Regions from separate parts of the Homo sapiens genome. Here region 1 is linked to region 2. A link is an interaction called in ENCODE POLR2A ChIA-PET data of the cell type or tissue named here. Cell type or tissue: MCF 10A. All regions are shown on one strand.

Region 1 (5,000 bases), 170 kb after region 2:
CACTGCAACCTCCACCTCCCAGGTTCAAGCCATTCTCCTGCCTCAGCCTCCCGGGTAGCTGGGATTACAGGCACACACCACTATGCTTGGCTAATTTTTGTATTTTTAGTAGAGACACAGTTTCACCATGTTGGCCTGGCTGGTCTTGAACTCCTGGCCTCAGGTGATCTGCCTGCCTCGGCCTCCCTAAGTGTTGGGATTACAGGTGTGAGCCACCACGCCTGGCCGAGGAATTTTTAATGGGGTTCCAGTTGGCCTATGCATTTATGCCCAGGCTCCCTGCCATTGTCTGTTTTGAGTTAAATACCCATTTTTAAAAGTAAAAGTCACCTGCAGTCGAGGCTAAACTCATGCAGCAGCATCCTTAATACTGTCAATGTGTCAATTCCTTTGAGATAATTATATGACCAGAGAAATGAAACTATGATACTATCTCTACTATACTTTGTCACAGGGAGATTACAGGGATCTAATGAAGGAGTTCCTTTTTACTGGAAACCCCAGAAGAGCAGGTATTAACAATTAATATATTTGATAATGCCCCCCAAAATTAGAACCCTTATTACTAAGGCAACTCAATGACCCATTCAGGACTCTAACAGGAATCATCTTTGTGATGTGAAATTAGAAACTTTTAAGAGAACAAAAGCAATCAAGAAAAACAGTACTAGAATGACAGATAGGACAAAATTTATAAACAAAATACAAGAGAAAAAGCACCTGATAAGATCCTTTAATGACAACTTCAAAGCAGTGTTTCATATTCTCTTACAAAATAGTGCCATCCATCTCCAAGTTTTGCCAAGTGTCATGTAAAACTGTGTTCAATGGTAGACTATAAAAGCATCTACATTTCTTTGCCAGAGGGTTTTGGAATAATTATCTGCTGATGCTTCAACTGAAAGTTTATTAATATGATCAATGATTCCTATAATTAAGCACTAGAAAGACTGTTTCCACAATTTAATGGATTAAACAACTGGACATCCCAGCTAATTTCAATATCACATTTGAAGATGGTGACTGCTCCCTCTTGGATTCATTAACACTACTTTATTACCACCTCCTGTTTTTCCTCCCTTTCCTGTTTACTACTCTACCTTCCAGGTTCCTCTTTTCCCAATTCTTTAATATTTCTTAGGATTCCCTAACATTTGCTCCTTAGTTTCATTCTCTCCCTTTATATTCTAAAAATTCCCATTCATATACATATTTCAGTTTTCATCATCTAAACAACTCCTAGTTCCTTGCTTCTAGCTCTAAGCTCTAAAATCACATTCCTGGCTTTTTACTTACTAGACATCGCCACCCAAATACCAAAAATGCAATTTAAGGCAATGTACCCAAAACCATATTCATCTTCCCCTCTGAACGTTCTGCTTCTCCTAAGAGCTACTTCTATATTCAATTGTAAAAGTGAGAACCTTGTGAGACATCACAGACTTCTCTATGCTCGCTCCTCCCATAAATTAAGGAGAAAGTTTGATCTCTTTCACATGGCAAGAGGAGCTTCACCTTACCGTCTCTACTTGCTCTTTCAGCTTCTCCTTCACTTCCCTAGAATGTCTCTTACACTTAACTCCCACTCTATGAACACACTATGCACTTTTCCTTTACTTCAGCTAAATTATCTTCCTTACCTTCCTCAACTGCATATTCCTACTTTATCTCTGACTCAACCCAAGCATCTCCCCTTGGACCCTGAGAATTTTTTCAACATTGTATTTAATGATAGAAACCAAATAAACTGGCTTAATACTAGAGACAAAATACTTGTATTACAGCTCACAATCTAGTAGTCCAAATAAGACTACAGATCATTACAAGTAGCTTGATAAGTATCCGGATGAAATAATGGCAAGGTGTCATAGCAGCTGAGGAGGCGTGCACAATTGTTATGATTATTCCCGGTATCAGTTTTCCTTGGACTGAGCCTTGTAGATAAGTAGGAATTGGTCAGATGGAAAAGTTAGGTCAGAGGAAGGCATGCGATATTAGGGTACGTTCTGCTACCTGGTAATACAGCACAGCACACTGGAGAAATGAGGGGCATGGGGAGGCTAGAGGAGGAGAGATTACATTACAAAGACCCCATAAAGAAAAGAGAACCAGCGGCCATGTGGGGGATACATGAGAGAGGCCAGAGCAGAAACAAAGAGACAATTAGGAGGCACTGCAGTATGCCAAGCAAGTAATGATGGCCTAAAAAGCAGTGACAGCTGAGAGCAGGATACAGAAGATACTTATCCTTGTTCCAGATACAAAGTAAGGCGCATCTTCAGAACAAGTCTAAGAGATAGATGTTCCTATTTTTACACAAGAAGAAATTTGAGCTCTGAAGGATGTTACTTGCTCAAGATGACACAGCTAACAAGTGGAAGAGCAGGGATTCAAACTTCAGAGATTTTGCTCCTAGGTAGTATGATGAGCCAGTATCTCCAAATGCGTGTCCAATTATAAACCAACAGATCATGTTTTCACAATTAATTCTGGTCTGTTCAACTTAGAAATAATTCCAAAATAAAATTCCTCTTCCCATAGAGAAGCATAGCAAGCACGAAGGAAAAATACTCTAGCAGTTTTAACATTGCATATCCTTAAGATTTTAATATTCCAAGCTGTGTACAATTTTAGTACATTCAAATTCTAAAGGTTATCTCTTTATCTTATAGTTCTCTAATTACACATTCTCCAACTAATAATTTTACATGGACCACAAAGTTTAAAAGCGATCTTATTAGCCTACAAATCTCCACTGTCCTCTTATTCCTATAGTGCTGAGCATGTTAAAAAAAAAAAAAAACCTTATTGATCAAAAATAAAACTTGAATTTTGAAACATGCTTAAAATGACATCAGTAGTCTTCCTTAAGAAGTATAGGCTTAACTGGGGAATAGTCAATATTTTAAAATTTATTTACTATATGCATGTTATATATACTTGCTTTATGTGTATTATAAAGCATAATCTATATTTACAAAACTGTAAAATACACACCTCTAATAATGAGTTTTAAAGCTAAATGAGCAAAATATTCCTCTAGTTTTTCTTTAGCAGTTCTGTGAATGGATTTTTTTTTTTTTTCTTTTGAGACAGTCTCACTCTGTTGCCCGGGCTAGTGTGCAGTCATGCGATCTTGGCTCACTGCAACCTCCGCCTCCCGGGTTCAAGCGATTCTACTGCCTCAGCCTCCCAAGTAGCTGGGTGTGGCACCTGCCACCATGCCTGGCTAATTTTTTGTATTTTTAGTAGAGACAGGGTTTCTCCATGTTAGCCAGGCTGGTCTCAAACTCCTGACCTCAAGTGATCCAGCCGCCTCGGCCTCCCAAAATGCTGGGATTACAGGCATGAGCCACTGTTCCCAGCTGGATTTCTTACTCTAAGTTACTTATCTTAAAAAAAAAATAGTCTAAGATTACAAATTATCAGTTCCAGAAGAGATATACCTAACACAAAAATTAACCTACTAAATTGAACTATATGAGTATCAATACAAGCAACATGAGTAAGCCTTAAATTTCATGTTTTTAAAGCTTACAAAGGGTGTAACTAATTTATTCAACTCCAACACTTTATTCTTATTACAGAATCAAAGCTTTTAGACATTAAGAGGAACAAGGGAGGATCTGAACTATTTTAGGTTTAAAAGCCCATGATCAGGGATATTAATTGCAGCCATAAATAAACTGCTGAGGCCAAATAAACAACTGCATTCCTATAATCGCTGCCAAAAACACTGCATACATCCTCAAACATTGAGACAAAGGATGGCAGACAGGTTTCAACTCTAATTGTTAAGTGGCTGCCTCCAACAGAATATTGAGACTGGGGAACAATGTGGGGCAGGTTTCAACTCTAATTGTTACGTGGCTGCCTCCAACAGAATATTGAGACTGGGGAACAAAGTGGGGCAGGTTTCAACTCTAATTGTTACGTGGCTGCCTCCAACAGAATATTGAGACTGGGGAACAATGTGGGGCAGGTTTCAACTCTAATTGTTACGTGGCTGCCTCCAACAGAATATTGAGACTGGGGAACAACGTGGGGCAGGTTTCAACTCTAATTGTTATGTGGCTGCCTCCAACAGTATATTGAGACTGGGGAACAACGTGGGGCAGGTTTCAACTCTAATTGTTACGTGGCTGCCTCCAACAGTATATTGAGACTGGGGAACAACGTGGGGCAGGTTTCAACTCTAATTGTTACGTGGCTGCCTCCAACAGAATATTGAGACTGGGGAACAACGTGGGGCTTGATGTCAAAGAGAACTCAGAAGGATTATAAAAGCCTGTCGTGGGCACAAGAATGTGGTACCTTGTGCTACTCTTGGCTTCAGCATTAAGCTGACAAAGACTTCCTACTGCAATACCTGACTTTCGTTTCTATTATGAACACGATATTTCACTGTTGTTTCTCATCAAAAGCACCTGATGTCAATGTATCAAAATACAGAGATCATGAAATTCTTTTTTGCTATGTCCGACAAAATGAACAAGAAACTGAATACCAGTTTTCTAGATGCACTAATAAATAACTTCAGTTAAAATAACTAGAGTTACATTTTTTCAAATGCTCTTATTCATCTGGAAAATTCAGTGTTATATATAAATGTTACATATACATATGTGTGTATATATATATACTGTTTTAGGAGAAAACAGCATTTCAGTTTGATATTTTAAATGCCAATTATGCACATTTATAATAGTAAGATTTCCCATTAAGTGAAACGTTATAGTTACCTATAAACGTTCATTTTTCACTATTTACAATTTGAATTATGTAATACTTGCATACTGCAACTAATTGTTATAGAAGAGTCACATAGACAATATAAATCTGATGTCCAATCCTTTACAAATACGAAATTTGTTTCACTGGGTTTTCAAACTATCAAGTATAAATAGGAAAAGGTCAGCAATACTTAGGATGAGGCACTTTAACAATTACTCAGAAAGGTTAAGTGTACAAAACTGTAAACCAAAACCCTGCATATTAAT
Region 2 (5,000 bases):
GGACAAGAAATAAACAAAATCAGAGCTGAACTGAAGAAATTGAAATACACACAAAAAATACAGAAGATTAATGAATCCAGGAGTTGTTGCTTTGAAAAAATTAACAAGGTAGATTAACCACTAGCTAGACTAATTAAGAAAAAAAGAAGATCCAAATAAACACAATTTGAAATGAAAAAAGAGATGTTACCACTGACTCCACAGAAATGCAAAAAACCATCAGAGACTACTATGAACACCTGTATGCACACAAACTAGAAGATTTAGAAGAAATTGATAAATTCCTGGACACATACAACTTTCCAAGACTGAACCAGGAAGAAATTGAATTCCTAAACAGGTAAATAGCAAGTTCCTAAATTGAATCAGTAATAAAAGGCCTGCCAACCAAAAAAAAGCCCAGGACCAGACAGATTCACAGCCAAATTCTACCAGATGTATAAAGAAGAGCTGATGCTCTTCCTACTGAAACTATTAAAAAAAAAATAAGGTGGAGGAATTCCTTCTCAACTCATTGTGTAAGGCCAACATCATCCTGAAACCAAAACCTGGCAGAGACACAACAAAAAAAGAAAACTTCAGACCAATATCCTTGATGAACATAGATACAAAAATCTTCAACAAAGTACCAACAAACTGAGTCCAACAGCACATCAAAAAGCTAATCCACCATTATTAACTAGGCTGTATCCCTGGGATGCAAGTTTAGTTCAACATATGCAAATCAATAAATGTGATTAATCACATAAAGAGATCTAAAAACAAAAACCACCTGATTATCTCAATAGATGCAGAAAATGCTTTCAATAAAATTCAACACTGCTTCATGTTAAAAATCCTCAGTAAACTAGGTATTGAAGGAACATACTACAAAATATTATAAGAGCCATCTATTACAAAACACAGCCAACATCATGTGATTAGGGAAAAGCTAGAAGCATTCCCTTGAAAACTGGCACAAGACAAGGATGCCCTCTCTCACCACTCCTATTCAACATAGTATTGGAAGTTCTGGCAAGAACAATCAGGCAAGAGAAAGAAATAAAAGGCATCCAGATAGGAAAAAAGGAAGTCAAACTATCCCTGCTTGCAGAAAAGATGATTCTATATCTAGAAAACCCTATAGTCTCTACCCAAAAGCTCCTTGATCTGATAAACAACTTCACCAAAGTTTCAGGATACAAAATCAACATTCAAAAATCACCGGCATTCCTATATACCAACAACATCCAAGGCGAGAGCCAAATCAGGAATGCAATCCCATTTACAACTGCCACAAAAAGAATAAAATACCTAGGAATACAGCTAACCAAGGAAGTGAAGATCTCACACTGCCCAAAGAAATCAGAGATGACACAAACAAATAGAAAACATTCCATGTGTATGGATAGGAAGAATCAATATTGTTAAAATGGCCATACTGCCCAAAGCAATTTACAGATTCAATGCTACTCCTATCAAACTGCCAATGACATTCTGCGTAGAATTAGAAAAAACTATTTTAAAATTCATATGGAACCAAAAAAGAGCCCGAATAGCCAAGGTAATCCTAAGCAAAAAAAAACAAAGCTGGAGGCATCAGATTACCCAACTTTAAGCTATACCATAGGGCTACAATAACCAAAACAGCACAGTACTGGTACAAACACAGACACATAGGCCAAAGGAACAGAGGACAGAGTGCGGAAATAGTGCCACACATCTACAACCATCTGATCTTTGACAAAGCTGACAAAAACAAGAAATGGGGAAAGGGCTCCCCACTTAATAAATGGTGCTGAGATAACTGGTTAGCCATAGGAAGATGATTGAAACTAGACCCCTACCTTATACCACATGTAAAAATCAAGTCAAGATGTATTAAAGACAAATGTAAAACTTAAAACTATAAAAACACCAGAAGATAACTAAGGAAATACCATTCTGGACATAGGATTTGGCAAAAATTTCATGACAAGGACACCAAAAGCAATTGCAAGAAAAATGAACATTGACAAATTGAATCTCATTAAACTAAAGAGCTTCTGCACAGCAAAAGAAACTATCAACAGAGTAAACAGACAGTCTACAGAATGGGAGAAAATATTTGCAAACTATACAACTGACAAAAGTCTACTATCCAGAATCTATAAGGAACTTAAACAAATTTGCAAGCAAAACCCAAGCTACCCCATTAGAAAGTGGGCAAAGGATATGAACAGACATTTTTCAAAAGAAGACATGCATGTAGCCCACAAGCATATGAAAAAATGCTCAATATCACTAATCGCTAGAGAAATGCAAATCAAAACCAAAATGAGATACCATCTCACACCCGTCAGAATGCCTATTTTTAAAACAAAAAAGAAATAAACACACACTTTCCACAGAACCCAAAAAAGATATACTCAAGAGCTGAGATTTAATAACCTTAATAATTGTTATTGCTTCATTAAGAACATTCTTAAGTAAAACTAGCATTTATTTTCCCATGAATGCATGACAGTAGTGAATACAATGACCACCAGTAGAGTTTAGTACCACTGACTTGATTTGTGCTAGTGTGGCTACAGTATTTCCCATGCTGAAGAACCGCTGTTTTAGGTGTCTCTGCACACTATTTAAAACCACACTTCCTTTCCTCATGAGGGCTTCAAGAACCAAGAATTGATAAAATTGCTTCTCCCCCCTTAAACTTGTGCATGTTGATACATCCCTGAGTCTCTCTACATCTTGTTTTGCCTTCAGACTTTAAGTATTTATATGAAGCATTTAAAGGATATAAACTCTTGCTGATTGCTTGATTGATTTTTTAAAAAGCTTTAGAAATCAACTGCACATTAACAGGTTAGAGTACACCTGGCTTAAGTTCCAAGTGACTGACTCATTAAGGAGAATGTTGAAAAGCTGGAGGGTGTCCAGGAGAGGTCAGCTGGGTGAGTTGAATGGCTAAAACCACATCCTCTTAGTACCTGTTGTGAGAACTAAAGATGTTCATACAAAAGATCTCTTGGGAGGACATAGAGGCTACCATCAAATAGAAGAATTGTGCTGTGTGGAAAAGTTATTAGATGGCTTGCTCATAGTCCTGGAAGATTATTTTTAATTCAATATTTTTTTCTAAAAAAAAGACTTTCTAAGAACTCTCTGTCCACCAATGGAAAGGGCTATTTTGAGGTGTTGGGAGCATCAATCAACATACGTGGCACGGGCTGAAAGAAAAGGGAAACTTAGATACCAAGGCCTGGAAAAGCTCATAGTTTGCAGAAGGCTCACTTTGGAGGCCTCCCAAGCTTACCATGGCTTGCCTGCTTGTTTTCACATCTGCGTGGATAAATAAATGTGTCCAGAGGTAGACCACAGCCGGGAATACTTGGTGGGTTGCATTACCATTAAACAATTTCAACTCTCAGTGGTCCATATTCCTTTTTTTTTTTTTTTTCTGAGACAGGATCTTGCTCCGTCACCCAGGCTGGAGTGTAGTGGTGCGATCTCAACTCACTGCAACCTTCACATCCCAGGTTCAAGTGATTCTCTTGTCTCACCCCACCAAGCACCTGGGACTATAGGCATGCACCACCTTGCCTGGCTAATTTTTGTATTTTTAGTATAGACAGGGTTTCACCATGTTGGCCAAGCTGGTCTTGAACTCCTGACCTTAGATGATCTGCCCATCTCAGGGTTCACATTCCTTTTGAAAACAAGAGTTGGACTGTGGTATCCTGGGAGATGCTGTCAAAAGCCATGGAAGCAAATGCACAGGTACGCAGAAAAGCACACAGAATTTCAAGACACCCACAGACCCCAGATTAAGAAGGCCTAAACTGATAACTTCTAATGTCTTTTCCAACTCTCAGGTTCTATATTTCCATATATCTTAGGCATTAAGATGCCTTAATAACATTTTCATAATTTCTTGTTCCATTTATTATGAAAGTAAAAAGATATGTTTGATGAATTAAAAAATAAATTGGGCTGGGGGGATTGATTCTAGCAAAGTCAAGGTATTGCTGCCTAGTACCTAGTATCAGGAAGGATGGTTATCTCCATATCCAGTGCATGATACGGATATATACTGAAGACATACCTGAGACTGGGCAATTTGTAAAGAAAAAGAGACTTAATGGACTCACAGTTGCACTTGGCTGGGGAGGCCTTACAATCATGACGGAAGGTGAAGGAGGAGCAAAGGCACGTCTTACATAGCGGCAGGCAAGAGAGCGTGAGGAGGGGAACTGCCCTTTATAAAACCATCAGATCGCAAGAGTCTTATTCACTATCACGAGAACAGCACGAGAAAACCTGCCCTCATGATTCAATTACCTCCCACTGAGTCCCTCCCACAACACATGGGGATTATGGGAGCTACAACTCAAGATGAGATTTGGGTGGGGTCACAGCCAAACCGTATCAGCCAGATAGGTTTTAAAAGCCTTTATGGGGTGGTGGAAACAAGTGGACATTGGAAATCAATCAGAGACAGGATCAGGACTTGTTTGTGGACTCAAGTGTCTTGTTTGGGTGCGTTAGATGAATCATTTAACCCCACCTATAAAATATATGTATGTTTGTATGTTTTCACACCTCTCACAGAAATATTGTAGTTATAAAGTAAGTGGTATCGTCGGGGTTTTTTTTCCCCAAGATAAAGCTCTACCAACACTGGGATTTATTAAAATTTGTTTGAATGCTTGCCTCAGGAAACTATTTACTGAGAAAACTGAAAAATTAGTTGGTCAAAGGAAATGCAGCTAATACTCTGTGATTAGAGCAGCACATTTAACACAGTGTCTCATTAAATGCTCTTTGACAAATTCACTTAGATTATCTTGGTTATGACTTGTGACAAGGACCAAGAAATGGCTTGAAGGCCTGGCAGGCCAAAGTGACAGTAAATGGTCGCTGAGTTGTGAGAAAATGCAACAGGGAAGGTGCAGGGGCAGGGAGGATAAAGAAGGGAGCTTCATGAATTGATGCTTGACCTGGTCTTATTTGATATCCTCATTAATGATACGGAAGAG

The links. Peaks named below come from ENCODE experiments on the same cell type or tissue, not always from the same donor. Only the 100,000 strongest peaks of a DNase experiment are listed, where the experiment ranks them.
Region 1: POLR2A ChIA-PET joins it to region 2 with 5 read pairs; 2 of 35 experiments call an interaction of 5 or more read pairs at or near these places.

What each region holds. Positions count from the first base shown.
Region 1 is chr18:56,596,492-56,601,491 of GRCh38, forward strand. TXNL1 (thioredoxin like 1) reads right to left here. Exons shown (of 8, transcript NM_004786.3): 8 at 718-5,000. Among named protein-coding and RNA genes, the nearest start is that of TXNL1, 40 kb to the right of the region's middle. In MCF 10A, no CTCF peak of the experiment used is centred here; no DNase peak of the experiment used is centred here.
Region 2 is chr18:56,428,850-56,433,849 of GRCh38, forward strand. No RefSeq gene overlaps it. Among named protein-coding and RNA genes, the nearest start is that of TXNL1, 210 kb to the right of the region's middle. In MCF 10A, no CTCF peak of the experiment used is centred here; a DNase peak (open chromatin) is centred at 2,892.